2 separate regions of the Homo sapiens genome follow, and region 1 is linked to region 2. Evidence: read pairs that join two places in POLR2A ChIA-PET (ENCODE). Cell type or tissue: B cell. All regions are shown on one strand. Links, peaks and the distances in the headings refer to the core of each region. The heading gives the core; the rest is flanking DNA. Region 1 overlaps FOXP1 (forkhead box P1). Region 2 overlaps FOXP1 (forkhead box P1).

Region 1 (16,101 bases), core at 5,044-13,043, 89 kb after region 2:
CTAGAGAAGGTGAATTCCAGTTACACACTGAAGAGGGCTTTACTGTTAGCCCTGAAAAATTTCACTCTTTTCACATGTACACTGGATTCCAACAGTTTCTGCCTAAGCATTCTATTTACCTGTGTCTTTCACTGTAGCTGATCTTATCTACAGGGTAAAAGCAAATCCACATTCATATCTCTACTATAGGGTCAAACTCCATATCTTATATGGAGAAAGCATTTCAGTTATGAGCTTGACAAAATGCCCAGCATTGCAACATTTGAAATACTTGGGAGCAAGCAGCATGAGAAGGTCACAGCAACTTGAACGGAGCTTTTTAAAAGGAGGATTTAGAACCACCTCACAGCAATAACCAATGGGCCCACTTAACGCCAAGCAGTGAGTCGGTGATCACACCTACCCTAATAAATGCACTTGAAAGAAACTACACCCTTTTTCCATTCCTGTAAAGGCTTGCTGTAGTTTCATGGCCAAAATCTTCCCACAATTAACCTCGGACCTATAGATCATAAGGCAACTCAAGACAGAGGCAGCAATCAGACTAGCCACCATCCAAAATGGTCTTGTCCTACCTTGACTGCAATTATCTTCTAAATTAGAAACACAGGAATTGTTTAGGTCAGAATATAATAGCCCGTTAGCCTTACACTGTCCCCATGTGCAACATAGAAGTAAATGCAACTATAGAGACAGAAAAATCTGTACCCCGAAATGTTTTGCTTGGGGTGGGGGAGAGTTAAGCCTAACCCTCTAAAATGAAGTTTTAAAAAAATACCTAACATATATGTATTCAATATTTACATTTTGATTTTATTATGTTTCCTCGCTTTCATACTCTTAAGTTCTCCCATCTTAACAATCTTCTTTTAGGCTAATAAATTTCTTTTGATGCCTAGGTCATTTACTGGTTGAGCTCTTAAGGCAAGGAAACACTAAATTATTGGAATTCAGTGGGGAGATGCTTCCAGGGTAAAGGTTCTCTGTTTATTAGCAAAAGAAATGCATTCAACTAATTTGACTTGTAAGTCTGATAAAATCTCCCTGGAAAAATTGATTCGATTATGATGAGTAATCCTTGGAGATGAAAAATGACAAATACACATATTATGTTTTATTATATATTAATTTTAAAAGGGTCTGAAACGAAACTCAAGTAAGCCATCTTTTAGACGTTGGAAAATGGCAAACTTCCCCACAAACTACATGCAAGAAGTAATTAAAGTAAATGAACATGAAATTAAACAGCACCCCTATAAAGTAGGATATAAAAGTAAAGATTATTAGGGAAAAAAAGACTGTCTTCCTGGTCTATATTAATCTCATGAATTGTGCATTTACTCTATTTCTCTTTTATTATTTGATGATGAGTTTTTAGAGCTTGGGTTTTATTAGGACTAGTTGGACGAAGGTCTTCAGCAGCAAGCTAAGCTACAGGTCTTGGTATGTCATTACATCTTTCCCAATGACGTAAATACCAGATGAAGACATCCAAGGTAAAGGCAGGCTCATCAAACTTGCTGTGATGCAAAGCTGGAAGGTTTCCTCACATCGTCAAAGACAGAGTCAATAGCCTGCTCAGAAAGGAGGTTGAAAGTCACAAAAGATGGGACTCCAGAGAGGAAACTGCGCCTCTCTCCAATCAACTCCACTATTCCTGTAGAGCTCAGGGACAGCAGGGGTTTGTTGAATTTGGTGGTGGGGGCGGGGCATCCAGAATCCATTCTCACTTCAATTTTCTGTTTTCTTTTCTTTTTTTTGAGACGGAGTCTCACTCTGTTGCCCAGGCTGGAGTGCAGTGGTGCCATCTTGGCTTACTGCAAGCTCCACCTCTCGGGTTCACACCATTCTCCTGCCGCAGCCTCCCGAGTAGCTGGGACTACAGGTGCCCACTATCACACCCAGCTAATTTTTTTATTTTTAGTAGAGATGGGGATTCACCATGTTGGCCAGGATGGTCTCAACCGCTTAACCTCATGATTCACCTGCCTCGGCCTCCCAAAGTGCTGGGATTACAGGCGTGAGCCACCGCGCCCGGCCTCTCACTTCAATGTTCTTTTAAGGAACTACTTTCCCCCACTGTTGCATGTAGGCTGGGACTCTTAGTCAAGATCCCCTGCCCTGTCATCGCCATGGGGTAGATATGGGACTTAGACTAGGCCTGTCTGATTCATCTGAGTAGACTGATGTGAGGACAGAAACATGTTTGAGGAGTACTGATTTTAGCAGTGGCTGCGACGAGCTGGGGAAGATACTGGCACTTCCTATATACTGGGACTGTCCTGCTTCCTATCTTAGCCATCTTCTGTTCATTCTGAGCTACCAGCTATTCATCCAATATCTTCTTTTAAGGATTACCTTTAAGTTGGCCAAAGGGAATCTCTGTTAGTTGTGACCAAAGAACTCAAGCAGTATGATGGGAAGGCCCATGCTTGATGCTGATTCACGGGAGGAAGCTGAGTTTATTGAACTCTTGCTGAATATAATTCACAATATTGTGATATAGTGCTTCTTTGTTATGGGTGCTCCTAAATTATAAAAATTTGGCTAACAGTCACTTAAAGAAAGACCAGTGGCTGAACCTGCAAGTCAGGAATATTCTTACTAGTTCTTTGCAACACAGTTTTGGCAATATTTAAAAAACGCAGAATGGGACCAGGCATGGTGGCTCACGCCTGTAATCCCAACACTTTGGGAGGCCGAGATGGGCAGATCACCTAAGGTCAGAAGTTTCGAGACCAGCCTGGCCAACACGGTGAAACCCCATCTCTACTAAAAATAAAAAAAATAAAAAATAGCCGAGGGTGGTGGCAGGCCCCTGTAATCCCAGCTACTTGGGAGGTTGAAGTGGGAGAATTGCTTGAACCCAGGAGGCGGAGGTTGCAGTGAGTTGAGATCATGCCATTGCATTCCAGCCTGGGCAACAAGAGTAAAACTCCATCTCAAAAAAAAAAAAAAAAAATGCAGAATGGGTAAAAAGAGGAGGTGACTAAAAGGAGGAAATTTCCAGGATGCAGAAAGAAAAAGAAATGGAGCCACGGGAGTATTTCTTAAAGGACTCAGGACTCTTAATCTGGATTTCCAGGGGCCACAGCAAATCATTATAATGTATTTCTCAGGCATTGTGGTGAAAACAACATGGACTTTTAGAAGCATGCAGACCTGTGTGCAAATGTCTGCACTTCCACTTACCAGCTATGTGACCCAAACAAGACACATCATCTTTCTGGACCTAAGTTTTCTCATCTGTAAAATGGGGGTAACAATCACAGCTAGAACTCACTCATAAGCTACTTGGCAGGAGCAAACATGACAGTGAACACAAAATACCTCGCAGTCCTGATGCACAGTAGGCCCTCAACAAAATGGTAATTGTTATTACTGCGCTTAATAACATCCACGGAGCGCCTACGAATATCTACATAGTATGCTCTGGGCACACAAAAATAAATTAAATAGGTTCTTACCTTCAGGCAAGAATTTGTGGCTTTCGAATCTGAAAAGAACCCACTAAAATACAGAGCAGACTTGAACAAAGGTTATAATGAAATACAAACACACACTTGTGGGAGCCCAGACAAAAGAGTGAGTCACACAGGCTGGGTTCAATTGAAAAGGCTTCATAGAAGTCATATTTGAGCCAAGCCTTGAAGGATGAGTAGGATGTTAATAGGTAGGAGAGGAGGAAAAAAAAGACAGAGGATTGGCATCCAACACTGAAGGAAGCAGTAACAGGAGCTATAGAAGTTCAAGGGTAGGGCAAACAAAGGGCAGAATAAGGGGTCTGGTATAAGCTCTGTGAGCATTCCTGTGTCAATCCTGAACTCCCAGCAGAGGGCCAGTCCCTTAGGTGACACCCAGATATTTTGTGGAAAGCTAGGCTGGAGGAACTTCTAGAAGACACAGAGACTGGGGCCAGGGGATGAAGAGCTTTGAAGGCAATGCTAAGGAGCCAAGTCTTCATTCTACAGGCAGGAAGGCAAGGACAGGAAGGGCAGAAAGCAGGAGAGACTTCAGAGGTCAAATAAACAGTGTGTGGCAATTGGAAGGATGTAGGAGGGGAATGGAGAAGAGAGAGCTTTGCTTAAGGCTTTAAGTGTGGGAACCTATCTTTTTGAACTGAAGCAATTCTGTGTCTAGGACTATCACTGATAATATTAACAAAGTCAATGTTGACCGCAGAGAAACCTTTGACAGTAGCCCTAAGAATGGGATGGGCTGAGGCCGGGTACAGTGGCTCATGCCTGTAATCCCAGCACTGTGGGAGTCCCAGACAGCCGGATCACGAGGTCAGGAGATCGAGACTACCCTGGCTAATACAGTGAAACCCCTTCTCTACTAAAAATACAAAAAATTAGCTGGGCATGGTGGCATGCGCCTGTAGTCCCAGTGACTCAGGAGGCGGAGGCAGGAGAATTGCTTGAACCTGGGAGGCAGAGGTGCAGTGAGCTGAGATCGTGCCACTGCACTCCAACCTGGGTGACAGAGCTAAGACTGTGTCTCAGAAAAAAAAAGAAAAAAGAAGTAAAGAATGGGATGGGCTGCCCCATGGGCATGAGTGGGCACGGCAACCAAAGGCTTCTAACAGAACCCAGAAGAGCCCAAGCTTAAAGCACAGACAAGCTACAGTGTGACCTTGCAGAGCTCACTTCACCTCTCTGTGTCTTAGTTTTATGACCTAGAAAATAGTGTCAGCTGCAGTATATCTTTGTAAGGTTATCATGAAGATGAAAAGAGAAGACATGCGTAAAGGATTCAGAATGGTTTGCTGAACTGGCACATACAAAGTGTTTGGTAAATATTACCTCCTATCATTCCTATTATTTTTCTTATTGTCCACCAAGGATAGTGAAAAATGAGTACCAATGTCCCAAATGACTCACTTCCTAAGTCTATGATCCCTGTGTTGGAAGAAAACTAAACCCTATGGGCGTCTGGTAAAGGGAGACGACCCCAATCGACTGATTTTTCATAGACGAACTAGATGGTTTGTGATGAGTAATGATAAGAAGAAAAAGAAGGATGAACAACTGTAACTGAAATAGGGTTGTGATGAAACAAAAGTGCCTACAAATCAATTAACTATCCATATTAAGAGGAGGTGCCTATCACTTAGAACAGCATATTAACAAGCACTGGGGAAATACTTAGTGATGTGGATGCCACCTGCTAGTTACGTATAAAGTCCCTTAAGACAAGTGAGCCCAGATTAAGCTCCACAGGTAAGCCCCTTTGGTGGATAGAGGGTGGGGGTGCTGCTGGAGGCTCAGCGTGGTACCCAGTTAGGCAGGGACATGAAGGAAGAGGTGAGGAAGGGCAGCAGGGAACTAACCAGGGACACTTTCTTTTCTTTTCTATTTGAGACAGAGTCTCGCTCTCTCCCCCAGGCTGGAGTGCAGCGGCGCAATCTCGGCTCACTGCAAGCTCCGCCTCCCGGGTTCACGCTATTCTCCTGCCTCAGCCTCCGGAGTAGCTGGGACTACAGGCACCTGCCACCACGCCCACTAATTTTTTTGTATTTTTAGTACAGGCGGGGTTTCACCGTGTTAGCCAGGATGGTCGCGATCTCCTGACCTTGTGATCCGCCCGCCTCAGCCTCCCAAAGTGCTGGGATTACAGGCGTGAGCCACCGCGCCCGGCCAACACTTTCTAATACGTAGGGAAGGCTCGGGGCGCGGGGGGAGAAATGCAGAGATGAAATGGGCACATGATACTTTTACCCTTTTGGCCATGTTTTGTCAAAGAATTTATGGGATGATTCATTTTTGCCAACTATTTCACATGGTAGTGCTTTACACTTTACGATGAAGTCTGTTAAACATTCACATGTTCCTAAAATGGCATGCAATAAGTAATTTAATTATTTCTGTATCATATTTAGAGCAATTTCCTTTAATTTTTTTTTTTTTTTCCTGAGAAGGATTTTTGTTTTTCTCTGTCGCCCAGGCTGGAGTGCAACGGGGTGATCTGGGCTCACTGCAACCTCCGTCTCCCAGGTTCAAGCAATTCTCCTGCCCCAGCCTTCCAAGTAGCTGAGACTACAGGCGCACGTCACCATGCCTGGCTAATTTTTGTATTTTTACTAGAGACAGGGTTTCACTATGCTGGGCCAGGCTGGTCTCGAACTCCTGACCTTGTGATCCGCCCGCCTCACCCTACCAAAGTGCTGGGATTACAGGCATGAGCCCCCACGCCCGGCCTACAGTTCTAGTTATTAAAGAACAGAGGTCTCCGAGACCAAAAGTTAGGGGCAAAAGCTGGATTTTAAAAAAAGTCTACCAATTCACAGTCCCATGAGCTTTCGACCACACACCATCTGCCCTTCTCCTAAATGCAAATTGCTAATAAAGTTTAGAATTTGTTAAACCATTAACTCTGCATTTCCTCCTTTTGGGTGTCCTATTAAGCTAAGCAGGAGTCCCCTGGGCACATTAAGGTAAAACAGAAAGAGCCCCCGATAATATAGTTCAAGATAAGAATGTAGGGTATTACACAACCTATCATTTATACCTTTTAAAGTAATACAGGCCTCTCGCAAAGCTGTCGGATATTCTAAGTAATTATCTTCCAGCACATTAAGGTTTGGGCTATATTCTCTATTTAATAAATCGATATAAATAATGCCACTTTTAGTAAATTATCACTAAGTTTTCAACATAATATCAAATACATTAATAAAAAAATTAGATTTTTTTTAACTTTAGTTTCCAGTTCTGCAATCTGGAACTAAAGCCAATTCTTGTATTATTTTCATATATTTAAATTTAAAAAAAAAACATAAAATTGAGCAAACTGGTATAACACAGAGAAAAACAGACTTTTATTTCCGATAGTTAGACCAAAATATTATAATAGAAATCTACATTTGCTAAGATCTGATGTAATGCTGAAATTAACAAGATTTTTTTTTCTTTTGATTTATCAACATCTATCTACCCACAATAAAAGAACACAGAATACTGAGGCAGGTTAGCAAGCTCTGTAGACTAAAGCTGTGTTACTGAGAAATAATCTCGAACAATTGTGAAAACATTCGCACATTTCAAAATGACTGTCTCTCTTGGTGGCCTGATCTCCCAGCTAGGAAAGACACACTGATGTTACTCTCGAGGGGACGGAGGCAGAAAGATCTTTCATTGTGAATTACCTTATTTGAATCACTGCAGATTCAAAACAAAATCCAACTTCATAGCCTATGGAATAGTCGACATTTTCCAATAAGAGGGTACACAAGTTACTTGGAAATATACTTTTGGAACTGTCCTCCATACAAGTCCTGATTATTAAGTATCATTTATTAATTCATCATCCATTTGTTTGCTGAACAAATATTTGTCAAATCCCGGCCGAGTGCGGTGGCTCACGCCTGTAATCCTAGCATTTTGGGAGGCCGAGGCGGCGGGATCACGAGGTCAGGAGTTCAAGACCAGCCTGGCCAACATGGTGAAACCCTGTCTCCACTAAAAATACAAAAATTAGCTGGGCATGGTGGCACGCACCTGTAATCCCAGCTACTCGGGAGGCTGAGGCAGGAGAATTGCTTGAACCCAGGAGGTGGAGGTTGCAGTGAGCCAAGATTGCGCCACTGCACTCCAGCCTGGCAACAGGACAAGACTCTGTCACAAAAAAAAAAAAAAAAAAAAAAAAAAAAAAAAAAAAAATTGTCAGGTCCCTACTACATACCAGACACTCAATGCTAAGAATACAAAAAAGATATGATCCCAGCCTGCACCATGACTATCAAAGCTAGGACCTCTTTGGGGCAGAGGAGAGGGGCTGAGCAGATTTCTAATACTTCCAGAAATAAATAAGCAATAGAATTTTTATACTCATGGTTTACTTCCAACATCAAATTTATGTAGAAAAGAAAGAGGCTGCCCTTTAAAAGAAAAAAAAAAGTCAGCAGATCAAAAGCATCATTAATCACTGTCTCTTTTAAATTAAAAGGTTTGCAAAAAGGTGGGCACAGAACCAACGTGGGAAACAAATCATTCCCCTCATTGAGTGAGGGTCAGAGTCTAAATGGAAGAGTCCTCCGTATTTACCCAGCTCATCTCCTGTGTAATGGATTTGGAGGAGAGATTTCCACTGGGGCTCTGCTAATTTGAGGCTTGACTTTTTGCTTTTTAAAAATGACACTTGGGTGGTTACCCTAGTATTGTGACTAGTTTTAGAAATAAACCTTTCAAGTGTTCTCTCTGGGAGGTCCTCACTTACATGATCTGACCCGGTAGATCTTGAGCCGTTGCAAAGGTGCTCCACTAAGAAGCTGTGGGACTGAGTCTTCGGGTGGCCTTGGGACTCCATTGGCAAAACGGCTAGCCCTTTGAAAGCAAAAGTAAAACATGCCCAAAGCACCTGAGATAGGGCTTCTCACGCAGTGCCTGGAAGAGTTCAGGAGACCCTGAAAGTGATTCATTTCAAATCAGGAGTAGCTCAGCAAAACTAAGGTCAGTGTTTTTCCAACCCCTGCCCTTCAGAACACCTCTATACTCACCCTGGGCTAGGTCACAGGGTGCAGGGAAAGAAAACATGGCCCTTTTTGCTGTGTATGCAGCACAAAGGGGACACAGCCATGGACAGAATCAGACTTCCCGTCCTGTGGAATACCTACTGAGAGCAATTGAAACCTGTTTAAAAACTAAAAGTAAAACAACAAAACCGAGCCTGTGCAACACCACGAAAGCCAGGAATACCAGTGGCTGCTGAAAGAATATAAAAATCGGATGTGGGGGAATTGGGTTTTTATTGTTCTGTTGTTGCTTATCTTGAATTTTGCTGTCTACTCAGGCTGGGGCCTGAATTAAATGCTTGACCTTCCTTCTCAGTCAGTGTTCAACAACTATGTATATCATGTCCTACAACAAGCCAGATCTTTTGTGATGTGCGAGGTGTGCAGGAGTGAACTCTGTTCCTGACCCTTGAGGAAGGTGCCTATGCTTCACTACCTATGTTTCTACATAAGGCTGCTCCACCTACTCAAGTTCCAGCCATACTTAAGCTACTCCTTTGTGGAGATTCACTCACTTCAAAGCTCTACTGAAAAATTACTTAATAATAATAATGATCAGGTTGACCATACTCAGAGAAAATCCATATTCCTTTTTTTTTTTCTCTTCTGAAATAGGGTCTCACTCTGTCACCCACGCTGGAGTGCAATGGAGTGATTCACGGCTCACTACAGCCTCGACTTCCCAGGCTCAAATGATCCTCTTGACTCAGCCTCCTGAATAGCTGAGACTACAGGCACATGCCACGACTCCCAGCTAATTTTTTTTTTTTTTTTTAAATTAGAGATGAGGTCTCACTTTCCTGCCCAGGCTGGTCTCGAACTCTTGGCTTCAAGCAATCCTTCTGCCTGGGCCTTCCAAATTGTTGTAAGTACAGGAGTGAGCCATTGCACCCAGCCAGGAAACCCAGATTCAGAAAGGATATCTGTCTAGAGAAAAATCTCATTCAGTGAATTTAATACTTACATACAACTATGACTTGTAAGTCCAGAGTTTTAGGGTAAGAAGCATGTAACCATTGTACCCAATGGAGAATTTAAAGCTCAATGTAGTTTGGTGGCTCCAAGATCAAGCCATCCATGTTTATCACCTTATCATAGAAACCAAATATCCTGAAGACTTGCCCTGGAATGACTTCTAGAAAGAAGAGATTATTGTACCCAGACTGGAAAGCTAAACAAAAGCGATGTTTTTCAAAACACATGAATTCACAAGACCCAAGGCTTATTTATGGTAAACCGCCAGCAAATATAAAATCCATAATTCCAGAGTGCACTCAAATGAGGATGAGAAATGCAAGACTCATAAAATCTTGATATCAGGAATGGAGAGCCATGAATGGTGTTTTAGAGAAATTAGTTCAATTCTTAAGTCCTTAGACTTCAGAAAACATTGCCACTTGGAGGGATCTGATTAGATTTCCTAATTGCTTTATCACCTATCCTATCCTCCCTGGCTGGTTTGCTGAGCACTATATTAGAGGGTCAGGGAGGTTCCCAGCATCCTTGTCATCTGTCTTCTACTCTGAGTTTCCAAACACAAAACTCTCCATTCAACCATTATCACCCTGTAGTTCAGCTGGAGGTAAAGAATTACGCGATTGATAACAGTCTTGTATTGGGTACTCCCATCAATATGAAAAATAACTGTAACATTTATTGAGTGTTCATTATACACTAGGCTCTACTGCTTTTATATTCAATAATGGATTTAATTCTCACAGCTACTTTTTAAAAATGGGTACCATTTCCCCCTATCATACAGTTGAGAAAAGAGATAGTTACAGAGGTCAGGCAGCTTGCACAAGATCACATAGCGAGAAAGGTGCTGAGCTGGAATGCAGTCTGGCTCATCTGATTCTAGAGTGTGCACGTATACACACTCAGAGGTTCCAGCTGTAAGCTTCAGAGCAAGTCCAGCTCTGTTCTGTGAAGTGCTAGCTCTAATTCCAGGAATCTATAGGTGACTGGGGGAGGAAATACAGAAAGAGAAAACAACACATTCTACCTTCTTTTCTCTCTCAAGAAATTTCTGGACTGTTCAACAACCTTGGCCAAAATCAACTATATCTGCCAAACTTACTGAGCCCCGTGTTAGCGTTGTTCTAGGCACCTCCCACAACTGACTTGAAGAGAAATCACCCAGGAGACAAAGCACAGGATATAAGAAAGAAAAGAGAAGGGATCATTTTGCCCCTGATATCAAAGAAGCCTCAAGAACTGATGTAAAGAATGGCTCCTAGTTCCAGAAATCCCTTGGTAGTGAACTCTGAGGCAAATCCTCAAAGAGATGAGGAACACCCACTGCTAATATTCACTCATCCATTAGCTCACCTCCAGGCCTGGAAAGCCAACTGGATGGTTCTCTAGGAGGAAACAGCCAGATGTGAGACAAAGATACCTAGGCAACTAGCTGACTTGACAAATAGCCTATCTCTCTGTCTTGCACACACACAGAGGCAGAGAACAGAAAACATGCAACACGGCGGAAAATGTGCAGACTTAGGTTTCCCAGGCTAGCTCTTGCCCTAGTAATGTACACATGTTCACGGTGCAGTGATAATTTACAGCAACAGGCATGGGCACATGACGCGCTGGACCGACTCCAAAAGAACTGATAAGAGTATGAAGGAAACTGAGAACCAAGTGACAATCACCCAAAGACAAACCTCATTGGAATCACGTAGGAGGGGGCGCGAAAAGTGAAGGTCACATTTCAGGTATCAAAAGGCAGGAGCTCATTTCACACCTCAGGAAACAAGGATGCCAAAAGTTGAGAGCAAACCTCCAAAGTGCAAGAGGCCATCCCGGTCTAATGACTTGGTGTCGTCTTGACCAACCAGGCACACAGTGCGGGAATGGTGCCTGGTCCCGAAACCCATCAGATGGTGGGTTCAAGTTTTACCACTAAGGAAGAATTTGCTAGCGCTGCAAAGATGGATGAAGAGTTAACACAGCAAGCAAGCCAGGAAGAGAGAAAGAGAGTACATAGGTGTCTGGAAATGTGACAGCCTTGAGGCAAGGTGAGAAAGCCACCTAGCCCAGGACTCACATCCACAAAGGGCCATAATTTTGGACTTTTGTTTATTTTTTTAAATTTGTTTATTTTTTTTGAGACAGAGTCTCACTCTGTTGCCCAGGCTGGATGGAGCACAGTGGCTTGATCTCAGCTCACTGCAACCTCTGCCCCCCAGGTTTAAGCAATTCTCCTGCCTCAGCCTCCTGAGTAGCTGGGACTACAGGTGCCCGCCACCATGCATGACTAATTTTTGTATTTTTAGTAGAGACAGGGTTTCACCATATGTTGCCCAGGCTGGTCTTGAACTCCTGACCTCAAGTGATCTGCCCACCTCAGCTTCCCAAAGTGCTGAGATTACAGGCATGAGCCACTGCGCCTGGCCCCCAACTTTTGCTTATTTTTATTTTTATATTTTTGTTATTTTATTTTAAATTCAGGGTATATGTACAGGTTTGTTGCATAGATTTATTGCATAATGCTGAAGTTTGGGCTTCTAGTGAACCCACTGCCCAAATAGGGACCACTGTATCCACTAAGTAATTTTTTAACCCTCACCTTCCCCCTTTTTGGGGTCTCCAGTGTCTATTACTTCCATCTTTATGTTCGTGTGTACCCAATGTTTAGCTCCCACTTGTAAGTGAGAACATGTGGTACTTGATTTTCTGTTTCTGAGTTATTTCACTTACGATAATGGCCGCCAGCTCCATCCATGTTGCAGTAAGAAACATGATTTCATTCTTTTTATGGCTGCAGTTTTGGACTTTCAATGCTCTCTCCAAATCAGATTTAACCTCCCATCACAGATACACAGTGACAGGAGTGAATTTAATCCTTCATCAAAGAACTTGAACCTGCAGATCCATTATTGGGCCACATCACCTCAATACATCAGAAGTAATGTTTTGAATAAATCCTGTGAGTCACATTATTATCACGCTGCATTTTATGGGAGAGAGTGTGTGTGTGTGTGTGTGTGTGTGTGTGTGTAAACATTAACTTATTTGAGTTAAACATTGAGAATATACCATAAATTTTGTAAATCTGTTTTGCCTTTGCATTAAAGATTAGTATTAGGAGCTCTGAAGCAATGGAAGTGGCCCAGGTGTCTCTCCACTTTTGAGTGGTCCTTTTTTCTTACAAAGAGGTTCAATATTAGAAAAATTTAAATAAGTATACAGTAGATCCAGATGGAAAGAAATCTAAAAGAAAGGACTCGATGGCTAGATGTTCTTGAAGCATCCAAGAGAGGTCATGGAAAGACAAGAGTCATGTCCTTGAGGGCTGCAAGGTGACTGAGCATAGAACTGCATCTGCGAGTAGAAATGGCAAACAGGTGGAAATCACTTTGCTGATGTTGAGGACCAAAAACAAAAGCGATTGTATAAGGAAGGACAAGGTCATGGAGCTAAAAATGCAAGAATAGAGACACAGTTTGCAAAAGACACAACAGGTAAGGGTGGCAGATGTAATTATGTAAAATTATATAAGATAAAAGAGGTTGAACCAGGCAAATATTATCACTTCTGGTAGACAGGGTTAACAGATTACTTAAAAATGTCTGTGTTGGGCCAGGCGCAGTGGCTCATGCCTGTAATTCCAGCACTTCTGGAGGCCGAGGCAGGCAGATCACCTGAGGTCAGGAGTTCGAGGCCAGCCTGGCCAATATGGTGAAACCCTGTCTCTACTATAAACACGAAAATTAGCCAGTCATGGTAGTGGGTGCCTGTAATCCCAGCTATTCGGGAGGCTAAGGCAGAAGAATCGCTTGAACTTGGGAGATGGAGGTTGCAGTGAGCTGAGATCACAGCACTGTACCCTAGCCTGGGCGACAAAGCGAGACTCCGTCTCAAAAAAAAAAAAAAAAAGTCTGTGCTTTAATGATTTTAAAATTATTTCAGCTTCTTTTTTTTCTTTTCTTTTCTTTTTTTTTTTTTTTTTTGAGACAGAGTCTCGCTCTGTCGCCCAGGCTGGAGTGCAGTGGCACGATCTCGGCTCACTGCAAACTCCGCCTCCCGGGTTCACGCCATTCTCCTGCCTCAGACTCCCGAGTAGCTGGGACTATAGGCGCCCGCCACCTCGCCCGGCTAATTTATTTCAGCTTCTAAATTGCCATCAGCTAGATGAAGGAGGCGGAAAATAATTCTAAAAATCAGATACAGTCACATCACAAGGATAAAGTATTCCAAAATGCTTGAGAACTGACAAATGTATTTCCGAGATTCCAAGGGGCAGGAAAAGCCCCAGAAGACTGGGAAAGTTGGGGGGGTAGTGGGATATAATGAAGAAGCTTCAAAAACTGATGAGCCAAGTAATTAAAACCGATCTTCTTCTCTTCCACACCAGGGGCGATACTGAGGGGAAATAATCTTTTTACCATCACTTTGAGAAAAACAACCAACATGGTTTGCTTGGAGACACATCATGCCAGCCCCTCTGACCAAGTGATAAGACAGGTAGATAAAGGGGAAATGAGAGATGTAATCTTACAGACTTCTGTTAGTCCCCTGATTCTGTCCCTTGTGACATTCTCATCAGTGGGCTGGGAAGATGCAAGCAGGCATACCACACCCAAAGGGCGGTTATCGCTGGTGTGCTGTCAACCTGGGGATGTCTAACAAGTGATGTTCCACAGGTGTCCACCTGTCCACCAGGATGATTTAATATCTCTATCACTGAGATATTAAGAGAGAGCTTCCTGTGCCCACTGAGCCAGCCTGGAATCAAATTCCAGGGTCTCCCTATCACCAGCCTGTATCATTACTTCTTTTATTACCCAACATGTAGCCTCGTGGTTCATCTGTGCAGAAGGAAGACAAAAATCTGGGAAGGTAAATGAACGTAGACAGATAGAAACTTCACTCTGCAGTGGCACCACTACCCATGCAGGCCCTTCCTGGACTCACAGCTACTCAGAGTGGGGTTTTTTTTGTTTTTTTTTTTTTTCATTTAATGGCACATGATGATGCACACAAAACTTCAACTCTCAGTCTGGAATCAGCCCACAGGTCTGCAGCTATAAAAATCATCTCGAAAACATGAGATTTCAGAGATCCAGTTCTCAGTGTTACCTTGAAGATGACAATTTATGAAGAAACAGGTGATTTTAATCCGAAATTGCCAGGAAACAAATTACTCCTCAAAAGCCCTTGGAAAGTAATAAGATAGCTAGGCAGAAAAAAAAAGATTCTGCAAAACTAAACTTAATGTGTATTCATCTAGACCTGAATTAAAAATAAAATTCCACTATAAAAAGAATTTTTCAAAATGTTAGGCCCAAGAATATGGCCATATTGTTCCATCTTGAAGAACCCAGTTGATTCAGTTTCATTACTGGCCTCCCCACTCTTCTAAGTAAGTCCCTCACTATAAACATTTACGAATTCCATCTCAGCATTAGTACTAAACAATATTCATTAAGAATCCCGCCAAAGTGCAACATGTAAGTAAATCAAAGCTTTGATGCTCTATTTTGCAAATTTCACGGGCCACTAGGGATAATTAAAAGGGCAATTATATAAAGTTGGTGCAGTTTTGAGAAACAAATGACATTTTCTGCTTTAAAGCACTTGATAATTTGATATTTTGCTATTAGGGCCTTCATGTGTACTTTTATAGACAGGTAGCCAAATAAACAATAAATGTTCCTTAACAGCCTCTAATGATTGTTTTTGCCCACTGATATCACTCACCATTCCAGTCCATAAATCATATGCTAAGAGATTAAGGTAAAGATAATGAAAAAGTATTAGAAACCAATAAGTTAGAGGCAGGGGGGAAAAGGCTGAAAGTGTTGATTTCTTCTATACTTTTTGCCAAAGCACCTAGCAAAGTCTGAGTTTCCGAGTGCTGGAGTGGGTTCGGTTTGTCACTGTGTTTAACCACCGCTCTGAAGCCAGCAAAGTACATTACAGCTCATGAAAAATACAGCGAAGAAACTGCTCGTGGCAGAAGCATTTAACTTCCTTGTTAGCAGCCTCCCCGAGTGGCACTTTTTCACCAGCAAGTTGTTTATTATGTTCGGTGCCAGGCAAAACTGATTAAATGGGGCTCTTAAGAATCAAAGCGTTATAAATTCATGGAAACACAGCAAGCAATAAATTCCATGGAATTAAAAGCTTACTAGTGCTATTAGCATTTCAGGGTGTTTGAACTGTTAATACTGATGTGCAAAAATGATGTGCCTCTACGACAAGGCAGACCACAGCAACACAAGTGACTGGCTCTAAAAACATTTTATCAAAGTGTCACTGGGACCTGGCAGTTGTTAAAGATACAGGAATGGAGGAGGAGAGTAATTATCTTCAAAATTCTCATTTGCCCTAAAAAGTCAATCCCACAGAAGAGAGAAGGCGCCAAATAAAGGTTTACACACAGGAGAAGAACAAGCATAAAAATATTATGCAAAGGATTTATGCTTTAAGTGAATGAAAATTTCGTCTTAACAACCAAGAGGGATGAGAGTTTTATCCTGTAACCTGGTCTTAGCAGGGATGGGGCCCACCGTGTTTTAACTGGGTTGATCTTAATCTTCTTACAGGACAGATAACCCCAGATCAGGCCCTCAAAAAGTTAC
Region 2 (16,101 bases), core at 2,842-10,841:
TTTATTATAGAAACTGATGTATGCATTAATCTGACCTTTACCTAAATACCTCCTTAACCACAAGGAATGAGTTTAAAAGAAAAAAAAAACAAAACAAAGTCAGCTATCACATCATGAGTACCATCAAACTGCTAAATCTATTAACTTTGTTTTCTTTTTTCACTATTATTAAACTGGAAAGAAAAATTCAACTGGAAAATTGTGCCTTGTCGGTTCCCTTGTCATCATGTAATAAGTATGAGAAATATATGTGCAATGGCCAAATGGCCGGTAGACAAAACACCCACTCTAAGTGACGTACTGTTTTCCATACCACTCAGACAAAATCAAAACAACAGAACTGCTGCAAACAAAAACAAAATAACATTTCCCATCAGCATTCCAGACAGAAAATTTACAGGAAAAGAAGCTGGGAAAAGAACCAGAATGAAATAACTGCTCATACCTCCACTCTTGGTAGAGCCATTTCTTCAGACAAACAGCACTTACTTGAACAGTGAAATGTTTAACAATTGATAAAATGTTTGCCAGTGCTGGAAAACTTTTTTCCCCCGTTTTTAGGCAAACATTTGCACTGTTTAAAGTGATGAAGTACTTCTATAGAACCAAGGGGCCTAGATTTTTCTTTTTTTAAACAGGGGAAACTTAAGATAAGGAAAGAGACAGGTTATAGATGGGTACAGAGGTAACTTTGCGATTTAATTACTTCTCCTTTCACAGAGAAATAGAGAAGAGTTTCTCAGTGCTGCTGAGCCCGCATGGGAGGAGAGCGTAAAACTCACTTGAAAAAGTGAAGATGAGCTCTTTTTACAGCTGAGTCACATTTATGTAACTTGATTAAGGTGCCAGCATCCTGGAAGTTACTGGATCAGGGTTAAGCATAGATACCTGCTCATAAACTGAGGTGGTGCCGTGACTATCAACAGCTGTATTTGACTATTTCATCGAGTCAGTTTACAGTGTCTCCATCACAGTGGACGCCTGTCAGCTGCACTCTTGCTAACACAATTCCTGTGTTTTGCCTGGCAGTAAATGGACGCCTCTGCCCTAGCGTCTTCTAAACAACTCCGTTAACATTTGCCCCCGAGCGTCTCTCTCTTTGTCCAGTCCCTGTCTTCTAACAGATGTCATCCAAGCCTAATCAAGCATAAAATGGTCATAAATATTTCTTTCTGGTAGATTTCACATTCACATTTCATGCAGGGACATGATATTTTTCTGCTACCTCCAGGGAGAGCCTAATGCAAAAACCAGTTACTTACATTCTAGCCTCATGTTCCTTTAGTAAAATGCAGAGCATGTTCTCAGTTCAAAGACATAAAAAGGTGTAAGACTTTATCTTCTGGCTTTTGTTTAACTGCACCTTTTATCTTTCCTTCCTCCCCCACCGCCCCCCGCAAATGTATCTTCATCTTATAGTTTATCCTGATGCATTAGAAATGTTCTTTTGTGCCTGAGAAAATATAAAACAGGGTCTAAAATGAGCCCATGTCTACCATATTTCAGTTACTTTAGGTTTTCAACATTAGGCTCCTTAATTACTGGCTAAAAAATTACTGGCAAAAAAAAAAAAAAAAGATTTTTTGCTCAGATATGTAATTCAAATAACAAGCTATTTAAAGAGTAGATAAGAAGAAGGCTCTTCTATTTTGGTTCATTTTACGCACAATTTTGCAACCTCCATCATATTTAGTTAAAACGATGGGATGAATCGAATGTACAAATTTAAGTTTCATGCCAATTAGCATTGAAAAAAGAAAAGATAATCACGAGATAGGCCCCATTTCCAATACTTAAACTTTGATCAAGCAGGGGGAGCTACTCCAGATAATTAATCAGCCTGCTTAATGAGAGGAGAACTGGTAATCAGCACAATCGTATTTATCTTCAGCAAACTTAGTAAATAATGAGTCTTAATCTAAAATAAAACTGTCCTAATAATACTTTCAAGGCCATATGTCTGTGTTTCTCTTTCCTATCCCTTTTGTCAAAACAAAAATCTTATATTGCTATTTAAAGTGAACTGCAAAACACTTAGCGGTATATATCACAACAATGACGCTCCCCCCACGCCCTCACTCCGTTGAGCCTAATATTTGATTACTGCTAGTCAAATCAAGCTTTCAGGCAAATAATCTCCATTTTTAAAGTTAATGAGATATGGTCATGTCGACAACAGCTTGCAGAAACTTTTAATTTTAATTCCTGCAGGCTGTGCTGGCCTCTTTTACAGCAACTACTGTATGAATGAGTCAAATTTGCCAACATGGCTTATGTAGACAAGTGCACACTAATTAAAAATACCCACTGGTATCATAATTTAAATACCATGAAAATAAACTGTGAAAGTCGCTCGGATCCAGTCTTCATGGTTTCCTTGGAGTGTGCTTCTTTTGACTATAGGATGTTTTATTGCTCGCGTATTCTTAGCTGAAAACCATTTTGCATCTTTGAGGAATTTGGGATTTTGATGTAATTATACAATTTGTGTTAATATTTGTTTCGCATAAGCTGTTAAGCAGGCCTCCCAGAACGACCACTAATTGAGAAAACCATATTGCTGAGGCATGCGGCAAATTTATACTCTTGATTCAGCGTCCATCTACAACTTCCTTCCATGGGGCCGTCTCTTTCCTCTCTGAGCTCCAGCCACAATGAATTCAAAATAAAAACACAGTTGTTTTAGTCCGTCTTTCTTTTCTTCTTTTTGTTTGAGTTTTCACTCTTTATAATATCTGTACTTTAACTGGTCTTCTTCCAAACCAGGAAGGCGGGCATGATTCTTCACCTAAAACTAACTGCAAAATGCTGCTATAACTTCTTTTCAGCCATCCATCCATCCAGCCTTCCATCCATTCATACAAATACACACTCACTTTTTTTTTTTTTTAATTTAAATAATTTTTTGGCTAGGGAATTTCTGAGTCTGCCTTTGCTGGGATAAAAGTACATTTTATACAGGGTAAAAAGTTGGCATCGTGAGGGTTAAAGCTATTTGAGGGGTTAAATATGCAATTACCGCTCACTAAAACCAGAGAGACATATAGATAAATAGAAGAAATGAAGTCCCCAGGTTCCCTTCAGAAGCCTCCATCACATTACTACCAGACAGAAACTCTTTAAGTACCATTTTCAGATGTTAAATCATTGTTCGCGCTGCACATATTTTCGCTATTCCTGGGGGAACAATATCTGAAGAGAGCGTGCTAACAAATGCAATCCCGTAAACAGGCATTTTTCCTCTTGTTGTTAGTACCTTTGTATTCCCGCTCCCGGCTCTGTCATCCATGGCTTCTCTCTGCTTTGAAGTTAAAGTACTGAATGAGCAGTGTCATCTATTATCCAGAGTGTGCATGTAGATTATAAATAAGAAATAAAAGTGACTTTCAGTACACTGCTTTTGCATTAGCAAGTTGCCTCCTCTCTTACCTCCTCTGTCCTTCATACTTGCAACCAACAATCTATTAGCAACCTGAATTTCAGGGTTTCTTTCAGAGGGAGACACAGACTGGAAAATGTGTATGTAACAACGTGAAAAGTTGTATTGACACACAGGGCTGGGGTCTGGGCCAGGCCTCTGCATTCACCTTTTCTATCTTTAACCCTATCTTACAGATGTCCTTCAGGACGTGTGTCTGGTGATGGGACCGGCTCTTCATTTACATTTTTCTGTTGACAAACAGAGTCCATGAATATTAATTATTCTGAAGTTTATTTGCAGAAAAGGCACTTTCTAATCCTTATCAATTATTTATTAAAAATCTCCCCCACCTAATAATCTCATTAACATTATTATACTAAGGCCAACAGCAAATATTCCTTTGATAAGTAACAACCCAACCTGCTATCCTTCCTGCCAAATCTCATGTAGCCTCCTTTGCTTAATCATGGATATCGTGGCTTTTGTTTTCTGGAAGCTCGAGGGTAGTCCTCCATTACTTTTTTTTTAATACAAGAAAATTCACAAACAGTGCCTTTTGTTATAAAATGAAAAGTTTCTGATACATTACACTAAAGGAAAAGAACAAAAATCTTGGAAAAATAGAATATGCCTGCTTTTTAATGCCCTGTTGGTTATGTGCAGAATTACTCAACAGAAATCCCAAGGAACTAAATCCCTGCAGTCCTACAACAACATGAAGGGTCTCGAGGGAATCCATCGGGTTTCAAAATATGTGAGAGTCTCAAAGAATGTAAAGCAAATGAAAATCGCATCCAATAATGGTGACACCTACATTTATGTAGTGTTTCATTGCTTACCAGGCATTTTGACCTATAACACTTCACTTGCTTCCTCTAATACTCCTCTGAGGTGTGCAGGGCAGTTATTATTAACCTTATTTTACAGATGAAAAAACTGAGGCTAAGCAACTGCCTAAGGTCACCAGGACAGAAGGCAGGAGGGCAGGGACTCCGAATCCTAGGTTTTCTCACCAAGAGTTTTGCATCCCACCTTGTTGATTGGTCCTGTGTTCAAAATGAGGATTTCCTTCTATCTTCCTTCCCTCTTCCTTCTGGATTCACTGTTGGTATTTTTACTTGTTGCTGGGAAATTTCGTTAGCTGCCTGGAATTCCATTTTTAAAGGGCTGCCCTGCCCACTGATTTGTGAGGTACCACCTTCCCCCAAAATTACTGAAGCGCCAATTGTCTCAAACTGAGTCTGATTTCTAGTTTACTCAGAAACTTAAGATAGGAGAAGCAACATACAGTTTCAGAGGCAAAAGTAAACTTAGAAATGAAGTCGTATCCAGAGGCTCAAAGAGTGAGTGACTTGCTTCAAATCACAGGGTAAGTTACAGCAGCAACACTCAGGCTGGCTGAAACCTCTATCAACATTCTCAGATTTTTCGCAAGAGCCCATGCATTTTGCAAACTTGAGAGATTGCTTTTTTTTCCCTATTGGTCCAGAGGTCACCTTTTTTCCCCCTCTACTGAAAGTTTCTCATCTATTGCCTAAGAAAATGAGTCAGTATCCCTAAAGATTTCTGAAAAATCATCATAGTTGGATAGGAATAATCAGCCAGTAAGATATTTCATGAGACTGTCTCAACCCCAGTCTCCATTCTCTTCTCCTCACCATCACTACCCAATCAGCCTGACTCTATTCACAAAATTTCTAGAATGGGAACTGCCTCAATTTAGAAAAAAAAGAAAAAATTCACACACACACACACACACACACACACACACACACACACTTTTTGCCTTAGTTCTTGCCCTGCATAAAAAGTCCTGCAAGCATAGGATAGCATGATCTTCTGATGCAACATATTAGCTGTCATACATTAGTAAAACCATACATTAGACATGGAGAAGCAGAAGGCCTAGGCCAAAGTTAAGATGCTACACATTCCAGTTAGAAATTCAGTGAAAGGCAACTTTAAAGTGAGGGTGGGGGTGTGGGTGACAATAGGCCAGTTCATGAAGACTATGAATATCTAGTAAGGAATTACCGAGGTTATCTCCTGCATGGCTGATAACAATTAGATGTGGAGATGAGGGCTGAAGTCATCTCACCAGGGATTGCTGGCATATTCTGGGAAGTCTAAGCCTCTTTCCAACAGCATTCAAGAAAACATGGGCTTGAAGTCATCAGGAAAACCACAATGAAGGAAGCTTTAAGGAATGGGAGTTGGGAAACCAACCATGGTGGGAAGGATGAAATGGGGAAGTTTTTGTTGTAATTGTTGTTGAAGAAGAAAGTGACAAAATAAAGTTACCAATCTTACAGTATCATGTGATTAGCAGGGGAACTTTACCACCCTCTACACAGAAAAAATACCCATCTATGCATGGTCTAGGAAGGGTTTTGCAAACTACTGCCCTAGTCCTCTGTTTTTGTAAGTAAAGTTTTACTAGAACACAGACAGATCCATTATTTATGTAAGATCTATAGCTGCTTTCATATGGAGTATTTGTGACAGAAAGAACAGCCTCCAAAGCCAAAAACAATTTTTTTACTACTTAAAAGAAAATTTAGAGTTTACAGATCCTTATTGTAGAAAGATTACTGTGGAGGGGGGAAAAACCCACTTCCCAATAACTGATAGTGAGAATTTAAGAGTAAGCTGGGTGCAGCGGCATGCACCTGTAGTCCCAGCTACTGGGGAGGGTGAGGCAGGAGATTTGCTTGAGCCCAGCTGCCTCTAAATAGCCACTGCACTCCAGCCTGGGCAACACGGCAAGATCCTGTCTCAAAAACAAACAAACAAACAAAGGAAACCAGGAAAACACAGACATACATGTACATAGTAATACACACATACCCTATGTATGAATTGTTGTTGTTAATAGTGTCAGTACCATAGAAATAAAATTCCTGATTTCATCCATCTTCACAGATCATGGAAGGGTCCACATCATACCCCACAAGACTGTTTCTGAATACATCAGGGGTATCCATGCAAAAGTTAATCAAAGGACAAAGCCTTTATTCTGTCTGAGCTTAGTTTCTTCATCCATAAAATGTGAGTCTGGATCATCTAAGGAATTTTAGAAATGCTATGACTCTACAGATAAGGAATAAGGAGCAAAGCGAATACACAATGTATGCACATGCATACACACACACACACACACACACACACACACACACACACACACCCCAATATACCCCAGGGTAGGAAGAGAAGGGTAGAAGAATCAAGGACACAGCAGATTGCAGGTATGACCAAGTTGGAGTACATAAATGTTTTTTTTTTTTTTTGAGATGGAGTCTCGCTCTTGTTGCCCAGACTGGAGAGCAGCGCCATGATCTCAGCTCACTGCAACCTCCGCCCCCGGGTTCAAGCCATTCTCCTGCCTCAGCCTCCCCAGTAGCTGGGATTACAAGCGCCTGCCACCACGCCTCGCTAATTTTTTGTGTTTTCAGTAGAGACGAGGTTTCACTATATTGGCCAGGCTGGTCTCGAACTCCTGACCTCGTGATCCATCCGCCTTGGCCTCCCAAAGTGCTGGGATTACAGGCTTGAGCCACCGCACCCGGCCTATTTTGGACTTTCAAAGTAGCTTGAGGGGCAAATATGTAAGCCACCCAGAAACATGCATGTACTTCATTTCTCATTCTGGGAATCAAAAGAGCTTGACTTACTTCTTTGGCCCATCAAGTGTGTCTCTTTTTTGCACTGACAACACGTATGTGGCCACGATGACACCTTCAAGGAATGGAGGCTCCCTGCCTCTCCAATAGCAGCCCCAAAACTGGGAGATTTTCAATTGATGACTTTTCTTCAAATAAGATTGCTTTTCAGCCTTTTCCACTGTTCTTTTCAAAAGCAGACCCATCAGCTTGTTTTTCAAAGGTGAGAGAGAGATAAAGACAGACTAAAAATGATCCTCTGTAGCCTAGTTAGTTGGGCTTTTGTGCTGATCCAGAATGGTGACCAACTAAGATGTTAGTGATTTCATGGTAAAGCAAGGACTCACGGACTCCGGGTAATCAGCTGACTTCATAAAATAAGCCAGGAAAGGTAAAGACTTTCCTAAACCGGAAACAAATATATGCTTTTGCTGCTAGGGAAATGTACATAGTTTGACTTGTAGGTTATGAATCTTTAAAACTCCTACCCTAAGTCCCATCATACCTCGTTTGTGAGTACTATCTTTTATTTATCGTGCTAAGCAATTGTTCTTTGTTGACTGGAGCAGTGTTCTATGTGAGCAAAGCAGGTGAGACACAGACACAGGAACACAAAATACCACTCAGGGAGCAAAGGACATTTTCTCAACAGAGCTAATCACTCTTGAAGCAAAATAATCCACTCTCCCCAGTTATTAAAATAACGAAAGTAACTGTGGCAACTTCAAAAGGACTAACTCATTAATCAGTGAAGCTGGGTGAATAATTTCCTCAAGAAACACAAGGTACCAGAAATATTTTATCCAAATACATTTTTGTTGGTCAGAATAGGGTTCAAGCCTGTTACATAATCCTAAGAAAACACAGAAGGTATTTCCCTCATCCTGTCAGTGTGTGACAGCTGTTTGGGGCACCTGGAGAAAGTCTACAGTTTAAGTCTTCGGGTTCCATGTTCCCAAACACAAGGGCAATAAAGGGGACCATGTCAAACTCAAAATAGCTGCTTTTCAGTTGTCTATAAAATACCAGTTGCAACCACCACTACTTACTTGCAATTTATTATGTGCAGCCTTATTAATAAACCCAGATTTCCGCGTTCTTAGAAGCAATACTTCCATCCCCCTGACCAGTCAAAGGAGACAGCAATCAGAAAAGTTTTCTGTGCTGGAGGTATGGTTCAGATCCTTCAGGACCCTAATGCCTTAGCTTTATTGCCTATAGCATGCTGCAAACGTCACCACCAGAGGCACTGCCGAATTTCTGCTATTTCTGGATAAAACAAAGGCCTGCTGGCTGGGCCTGGTGGCATGTGCCTGTAGCTTCACCTACTTGAGAGGCTCGGGTGGGAGGATTGCTTGAGCCCAGGAGTTCAAGGCTGCAGTGAGCTATGATTGGACTACTGTACTACTCCAGCCAGGGCAACAGAGCAAGAGGCTATCTCAAAAAAAAAAAAAAAAAAAAAAAAAAAAGAGCCGGGGGGCGGGTGCGGTGGCTCACGCCTATAATCCCAGCACTTTGGGAGGCTGATGTGGGCAGACAGCTTGAGGTCAGGAGTTCAAGACCAGCCTGGCCAACATCGTGAAACCCCATCTCTACTAAAAATACAAAAAATTAGCCGGGTGTGGTGGTGGGCGCCTGTAGTCCCAGCTACTAAGGAGTTTGAGGCAAGAGGATCAATGGAACCTGGGAGGCGGAGGTTGCAGTGAGCCGAGATCGTGCCACTGCACTCCAGCCTGGGCAACAGAGCAAGGCTTGTCTCAAAAACAAAAACAAATGAAAAAAAGGAAGAAAGAAAACAAAGGCCTTCCAATCAAAGTGTTTTAGAAACAGATGGAATCAGGCTAACTTCGGTCTGACGGTGCCAGGCTTGGGTGTTCACTGGAAGGACACACTGCAACAGGTGTGAAGCAGGACTCTCTCCCGTTGAAATGAAATGAAACCAACCTAAGTTACAAGGCGCAGTTGCTTAAGAGTAAAATTAGGTACATCTGCTACAAATAAGGGCTCCATCTGAAAATAGGAGAGGGTGGAAATGGAAAAGCTGCTGTCTATGGGAATACTTAGTATTTGCTTTCTGAACTCAGCAAGAAAAGTTGGGTTGAAGTGGAATGATTCTGAATGACAAAACATTTCAGGAAACTCAATGGGGAAGGAGAGCAGGCAAAATGGGAGAAATCCTTTCAGAATGAACTGATCATCACCACAATAAACAAACACAGTAAGAGATGCTTGAGAGCTCTGATGAAGAGCTCAGGCTCTGGAGTCGGGCAGATGTAGGGTGAAATCTGGGCTTGTCCAGTCGTAAGCTGTGTGAACGAGCGTGGGCAGCTAATTAAGTTTCTTCCTGTGTAGAACAAGTATTTTAAAAGTACTTAGCTCACAGGGTGCTTGTGAGAAGGAACTGTACTAACACAGGTACAGTACTAAGCATGAGTATGGAGAGCAGAGGCTTTCCATAAATTTTCCATTGCTATTATTATTACTTCTACTACTCTTACTACTAATAATACTGATAGTTTATTTTCTTTTCTTTCTTTCTTTTTTTTTTTTTTTTTTTGAGAAAGGGTCTCGCTCTGTTGCCCAAGCTGGAGGGCAGTGGTGCGATCATGGTTCACTGCAGCCTTGACCTCCCAGGCTCACCTTTCATCTCAGCCTTCCTAGTATCTGGGACCACAGGCATGTGCCACCACACCTGGCTATTTTTTATTTTTAGTAAAGATGAGGTCTCGCTATGTTGCCCAGGCTGGTCTTGAACTCCTGGGTTCAAGAAATCATCCTGCCTCGGCCTCCCAAAGTGCTGGGATTTACAGGTGTGAGCCACCACACCCAGTCAGTCTTTTTTTTTTTTTTTTTGAGAGAGTCTTGCTCTGTCACCAGGCTGGAATGCAGTGGCGCGATCTCAGCTCCCTGCAACCTCCGCCTCCCGGGTTCAAGCAATTCCCCTGCCTCAGTCTCCCAAGTAGCTGGGATTACAGGCACGTACCACCACACCTGGCTAATTTGTTTGTATTTTAGTAGAGGCGGGGTTTCACCATGTTGGCCAAGATGGTCTCAGTCTCCTGACCTCGTAATCCACCCGCTTCGGTCTCTCAAAGTGCTGGGATGAGAGGCGTGAGCCATCGCGCCCGGCCAGTAATTTCTAACCCATAAACATCTTTGACAGCTGGGTGCAGTGGCTCACTCATGCCTGTAATCACTGCATTTGGGAGGCCAAGGCAGGTGGATCACTTGAGGCCAGGAGCTTGAGACCAGCCTGGTCAATGTGGTGACACCTTGCCTCTACTAAAAATACAAAAATTGGCCGGGTGCGGTGTCTCAAGCCTGTAATCCCAGCACTTTGGGAGGCCGAGGCAGGCGGATCACGAGGTCAGGAGATCGAGACCATCCTGGCTAACATGGTGAAACCCTGTCTCTACTAAAAATACAAAAAAATTAGCCAGGCAAGGTGGCAGGCGCCTGTAGTCCCAGCTACTTGGGAGGCTGAAGCAGGAGAATGGCAGGAACCTGGGAGGCGGAGCTTGCAGTGAGCCAAGATCGCACCACTGCACTGCAGCCTGGGCGACAGAGCGAGACTCCAACTCAAAAACAAAAAACAAACAAACAAAAAAAAAACAAAAATTATCTGGGTGTGGTGGTGCATGCCTGTAATCCCAGCTACTTGAGAGGCTAAGGCATGAGAATCATTTGACCCTGGGAGGCACTCTGTCTAAAAAAAAAAAAAAAAAATTGACAAGATGTTCAGGATTTTCAATAAAAGGAAGAAATATACTCATTTATTGAAACTAGGATGGCCTACCTATTTTACCATGTTGGAAGTTTCCTCTTAACAATCTTTTTTTTTTTTTTTTTTGAGACGGAGTCACTTTCTGTCACCCAGGCTGAGTAGCACAACCTCAGCTCACTGCAACCTCCGCCTCCCGGGTTCAAGCGATTCTCCTGCCTCAGCCTCCCGAGTAGCTGGGATTACAGGTGCCTGCCACCACGCCCAGCTAATTTTTTTGTATTTTTAGTAGAGACAGGTTTTTGAACTCCTGAGTTCAAGTGATCCACCTGCCTCGGCCTCTCAAAGTGCTGGGATTACAGGTGTGAGCCACTACACAAGTCTTAACAATAACTGTTTAAGAATTGTGCCTAAATATGGAATTACCTGGCACAGCTGGAAGAAGATGAAGAGGGGAGGAGTTAGAAAAACATTAGCCCATGAATGATGCCACTTGAAACCAAGAACATGAATTTTCCCTTAAAACTGTAAACACACAAAATGTGAAATTAAAATTAAGATGAAAATGTGAAACACCATGTAAGAGAATTAACCCTCACAATTCTCACTCATCAGCAACATTACTGCTAGCTCTTTTCTCATCTATAATGTTCGATGGTGGCAATGAGAATACAAATACATAAAATGAGAAGACATGATTTTTACAAGAAAGGGAAAACAGGGTATCCACTGAAATGTTAACAGTTGTTACCTCCATTAAACAGGATTGCAAGCGATATAGCTTTTTTCTCTGTTTGCTTTCTTAGTTGCATCTTCTAATTTTTCTACAACGAATGTGTCATTAATTGTGCCGTTGAAAATTCAAAATTATTTGCTATTCAATTTCCAATTGAAAACATCTGAATTGCACCCAAGCATTACACAGAGCCAGTGCTGAGGATTTCACTCAGCTCTGGCACATGGGATATTTTGTAGGCACTGGTGGAGTGAAGTGACTGTCTCGCCACCTCTTCCAGCACACTCAGCAACCATTCTCTAATTATGCCATAGTCTCTCTGCCAATATTTTATGGGAGTTTTACAAGATGCACCTACAGCTACTTATACTCAGAAATCGGAAGACCTTCTAAAGTTCTTGCTTAAAAAAAAAACCCACCTTTTTGTTTTTCTTGTTCTTGATTCTTTAGAAACTTCCTCAGCCTTCCAGAAATCAACACGGGCCACAAGAATCATGTATTATTTCAGACTAGAACCTAAAAAAGAGACTCACCAGGTAACAGCCTAGGAAGCTACTGATTATATGTAGTATATAATTATTTGCTGTCTTGGTTCTAGGTACTAATCCCATGGAAAATATAGAAAGACGGCAGCAAGGAACATTGAGACATGAAAGTCTTTGCCACGTGTAAAATCGTAGATGTTTTAAAAAAAAATGCAGGCACAAGAATTTAGCAAGAAAAAAAAATAGACATGCCAATAAAAAAGCTGCTTCTTAAAATCTGGCTGGCAGTGTCCTTCCTCTCCCCAAAGGATACTCTTAGTAAAGAAAACATGGTAGATTTTTTTCTCCCTTGCCTGTATTTGATTTCCAATTAAAATTAAATATAAACTGAAACGCCACCTGGATTTCAGCAAAATCCAATCCCCGCCCTCCACCCTTCCTTTTTTAAAAAGAAGAACCTGGGCTTACATATACAAACATTTTGCTAAATGACCCGTGGCAAATTGCGTAATGCCAGTAAAAGTTGTGTTTTTTAAGTTATGAGCCCCAAAGATTTTATCTGAAATAAAACCCTGATTCAATTCAGATTCTGGAGGCAAACTGTGTCCTTAACTCTGCGTCTAAATTTAAAACATTTGTGTGTGGGGCCCCTTCAGTAACGTTGCTAGTAGGTATGGTGGAGAAATTCTGTATTGATTAGGATATGTGTTTTCTTTTCTAAAATGGTAAATTGGGGCACTAATTGCCCACAAGAACCGGTTCCCTGCAGTCTCCAAGTAGAGGTCAGTTTCTAAATGAAGGTTTGCCTGTCAAATAAGAATTCGTACTGAGTTCCATTTATCGCCTCAATGAGGAAAGACAGAACTGTACTTCCATGGAGAAGGGTTCTCCTTGGAGGTCTCCAACAGCCATATCTACAATGACCCAAGATGATTGGATTTTAATATAAAGCGGATGAGGTGGGCTAAAAAATGGAACGGTTCTAAGAACAACTTGATTCCCTCCTGACCTCCACCTTTGGGTCCCCAAGACCTCAACCATGGCTTTTCCCAGTCTTCAAAAGATTCTAAGAAAGGACAATAATAAAGTAAGGAGCACGTTTTAAAGGGTTGGCTATTGTGCCAAGGTCAATAAATTATTTAGCATATTCATCACATCGACCCTCTCAGGAAGTTATCTCTATTGCCCTGTTTTACAGATGAGAAAAGTGAGGCTGTGAGAGATGGCAAAACTTGCCCAACTTCACTCATCGAGTGTAGGCGCTGGTGGGTGGGTTTTCAACTCTCATCAGTGGCATTCCAAAATGCCTCCAATAAAATATTCCTCCTGCCCTTTCCAGCTCCCCAGGGCAGTTTAAATCAGTCTCTAGCAGAAACAACATGAAATGGGGTAAGCAACGAAGTGTATCTGTAATGACTGTGGACATGCGACATGATTAAGCCCACACAGACTGGGAAGAAACTTAGAAGTGGGGAGCAGTGGTGGAAATTTAAAGAAAACAAATGTGGCCGGGCGCGGTGGCTCACGCCTGTAATCCCAACACTTTGAGAGGCTGAGGAGGACGGATGATGAGGTCAGGAGATCAAGACTATCCTGGCTAACATGGTGAAACCCTATCTCTACTAAAAAAATACAAAAAAATTAGCCAGGCATGGTGGTGGGTGCCTGTAGTCCCAGCTACTCAGGAGGCTGAGGCAGGAGAATGGCGTGAACCTGGGAGGCAGAGCTTGCAGTGAGCCGAGATCGCGCCACTGCACTCCAGCCTGGGTGACAGAGCGAGACTCCATCTCAAAAAAAAGAAAAAAAAGAAAAAAAAAGAAAAAGAAAACAAATGTGGTTTTTTAAAAATCCATACTCTTTTTATTGACAGGAAAGTGATTTTTGTCACAAAATGTTAGATAATGAGTAGTGGTTGTCAAATTTGATGGTGGAAGCACCTAGAAGTGAGGCAGAGATCTCCCTGTGGAGAGATAACACCAGGGAGCAGCTAAGTGGTAGCGGAAAACTTAAAGACATTATGGGAGAAAATCCTTGTACCTGCACAAATTGTATTCCCTTATTCCTATGCAAAAAATAAATCTTGTTCAAGGTGCAGGTATTCTCTGCCATTTATATATATCATTTTTATATATCTCACAAGAGTTTTCCAACAGTGTGAATGTGAATTAAATTAAAAATAACTGTTCATTTTTATTATAAAGGCAATACATGTTATTGTAGAAATTTGGGGATATACAGAAAAGTGTAAACTATATATATGTGTGTGTGTGTGTGTGTGTGTGTGTGTGTATATATGTATATATTCTTTTTTTTTTTTTTTTAGTAGAGACAGGGTCTTGCTGTCACCAGTCATGGCTCACTGCAGTCTCAGCCTCCTGGGGCTCAAGTGATTCTCCCACCTCAGCCTCCTGAGTAGCTGGGACTACAGGCAAGTGCCGCCATGCCCAGCTAAGTTTGTTGTTGTTGTTGTTTTTCTTAATTTTTAGTAGATACGAGGTCTAAGCTGCCCAGACTGATCTCGAACTCCTGAGCTCAGGTGATCTTCCAGCCTTAGCCTCCCAAAGTGCAGGAATTACAGGCATGAGCCGCCATGCCTGGCTTAATGTATATAAAATAAACTATAATCCCATTAACAGACCCCCCCAAAAAAAACCATTGACAGCATGTTGCTTTTAGGTTTTTCCCCCAGCAATCATTACATTATGATAATTTTTAAAGTAATTAAATGTTCTACATTTTAATGGGTATATAATTAATATTATATCAAACTTATATGTTAGCATTTTTTAACCTTCTTCTAAGGTTAGAGATTTAGGGTGCATTTAATTTTTCATATTGTAAATACCATTACAATGAACATCCTTAGGCATAAATCTTTCTGCATGCCTCACATTATTTCGGTAGGTTAAATTCCTGGTGATGATGATCATGGCGGTGGTGGTGATGATGATAAGAATACCAAAAGTTGGCCATGCATGGAGGCTCATGCCTGTAATCCCAGCACTTTGGGAGGCCGAGGCGGGTGGATCATTTGAGGTCTGGAGTTCAAGACCAGCCTGGCCAACATGGTGAAAACCTGTCTCTACTAAAAATACAAAAAAACATTAGCTGGGCAATAGTGGCGCGAGCCTGCAATCCCAGCTACTCAGGAGGCTGAGGGAGGAGAATCGCTTGAACCCAGGAGGCGGAGGTTGCAGTGAGCCGAGATGGCCCCACTGCACTGCAGTCTGGGCGACAGAGTAACACCCTGTCTCAAAAACAAAACAAAACAAAAAAAACCCAAAAGCTAATGTTTGCAGACAATTTACCATGTGGTGTGCAAACTTCCAAGCATGATACATTTTATTTAGACTATTAAATGCTAAAATTATTTCCGTTTGATGGATATATAAACTGAGGCACAGAGAAACTTACACAGTCACCCAACTAGCAAGTGGCAGAGCCATGACTCAGGCCAAACATACTGACTCCACAGTCTATGCTGTTAAACTCTGCCAGTGGTTCTTCAACTGGCAGCAAAGAAGAGCTAGAAATAGATATGCAAATTTGGAGGCCCTGCCCCAGATCTACAGAATAAAGTACTTTAGGGGTGGGTCCAGTAATCTATGTTTTAAGAAGCCCTCCAGCGCCTGGCGTGGTGGCTCACGTCTGTAATCCCAGCACTTTGGGAGGCCGAGGTGGGAAGATCACCTGAGGTTGGGACTTCGAGACCAGCCTGACCAACATGGAGAAACCCTGTCTCTACTAAAAATAAAAAATTAGCCCGGCGAGGTGGTGCATGCCTGTAATCCTAGCTACTTGAGAGGCTGAGGCAGGAGAATCACTTGAACCTGGGAGGCGGAGGTTGTGGTAAGCTGAGATCACGCCATTGCACTCCAGCCTGGGCAACAAGAGCAAGACTGTCTCAAAAACAAACAAACAAACAAAAAAGCCCTTCAGATGATGCTCACGCACATAAAAGTTTGAGAACCACTGCTGACTGCCATAGAGCCACTCAGTAAAATTGTATCCCTGATTCAAAGGGTGTGGCTGTTTTAAGCCTCTTGATGTCCAATGCCAAAATACCCTCAGAATAGGGT

The links. ChIA-PET counts read pairs that join two places held together with the same protein. Peaks named below come from ENCODE experiments on the same cell type or tissue, not always from the same donor. Only the 100,000 strongest peaks of a DNase experiment are listed, where the experiment ranks them.
Region 1: POLR2A ChIA-PET joins it to region 2 with 5 read pairs; 9 of 35 experiments call an interaction of 5 or more read pairs at or near these places.

The regions. Positions count from the first base shown.
Region 1 is chr3:71,254,642-71,270,742 of GRCh38, forward strand. All of the region lies in intron 5 of FOXP1 (forkhead box P1), which reads right to left. Among named protein-coding and RNA genes, the nearest start is that of FOXP1-AS1, 27 kb to the right of the region's middle. In B cell, for the core only: no CTCF peak of the experiment used is centred there; no DNase peak of the experiment used is centred there; H3K27ac peaks cover 2,720 bases.
Region 2 is chr3:71,168,223-71,184,323 of GRCh38, forward strand. All of the region lies in intron 6 of FOXP1 (forkhead box P1), which reads right to left. Among named protein-coding and RNA genes, the nearest start is that of FOXP1-AS1, 110 kb to the right of the region's middle. In B cell, for the core only: no CTCF peak of the experiment used is centred there; no DNase peak of the experiment used is centred there; H3K27ac peaks cover 961 bases.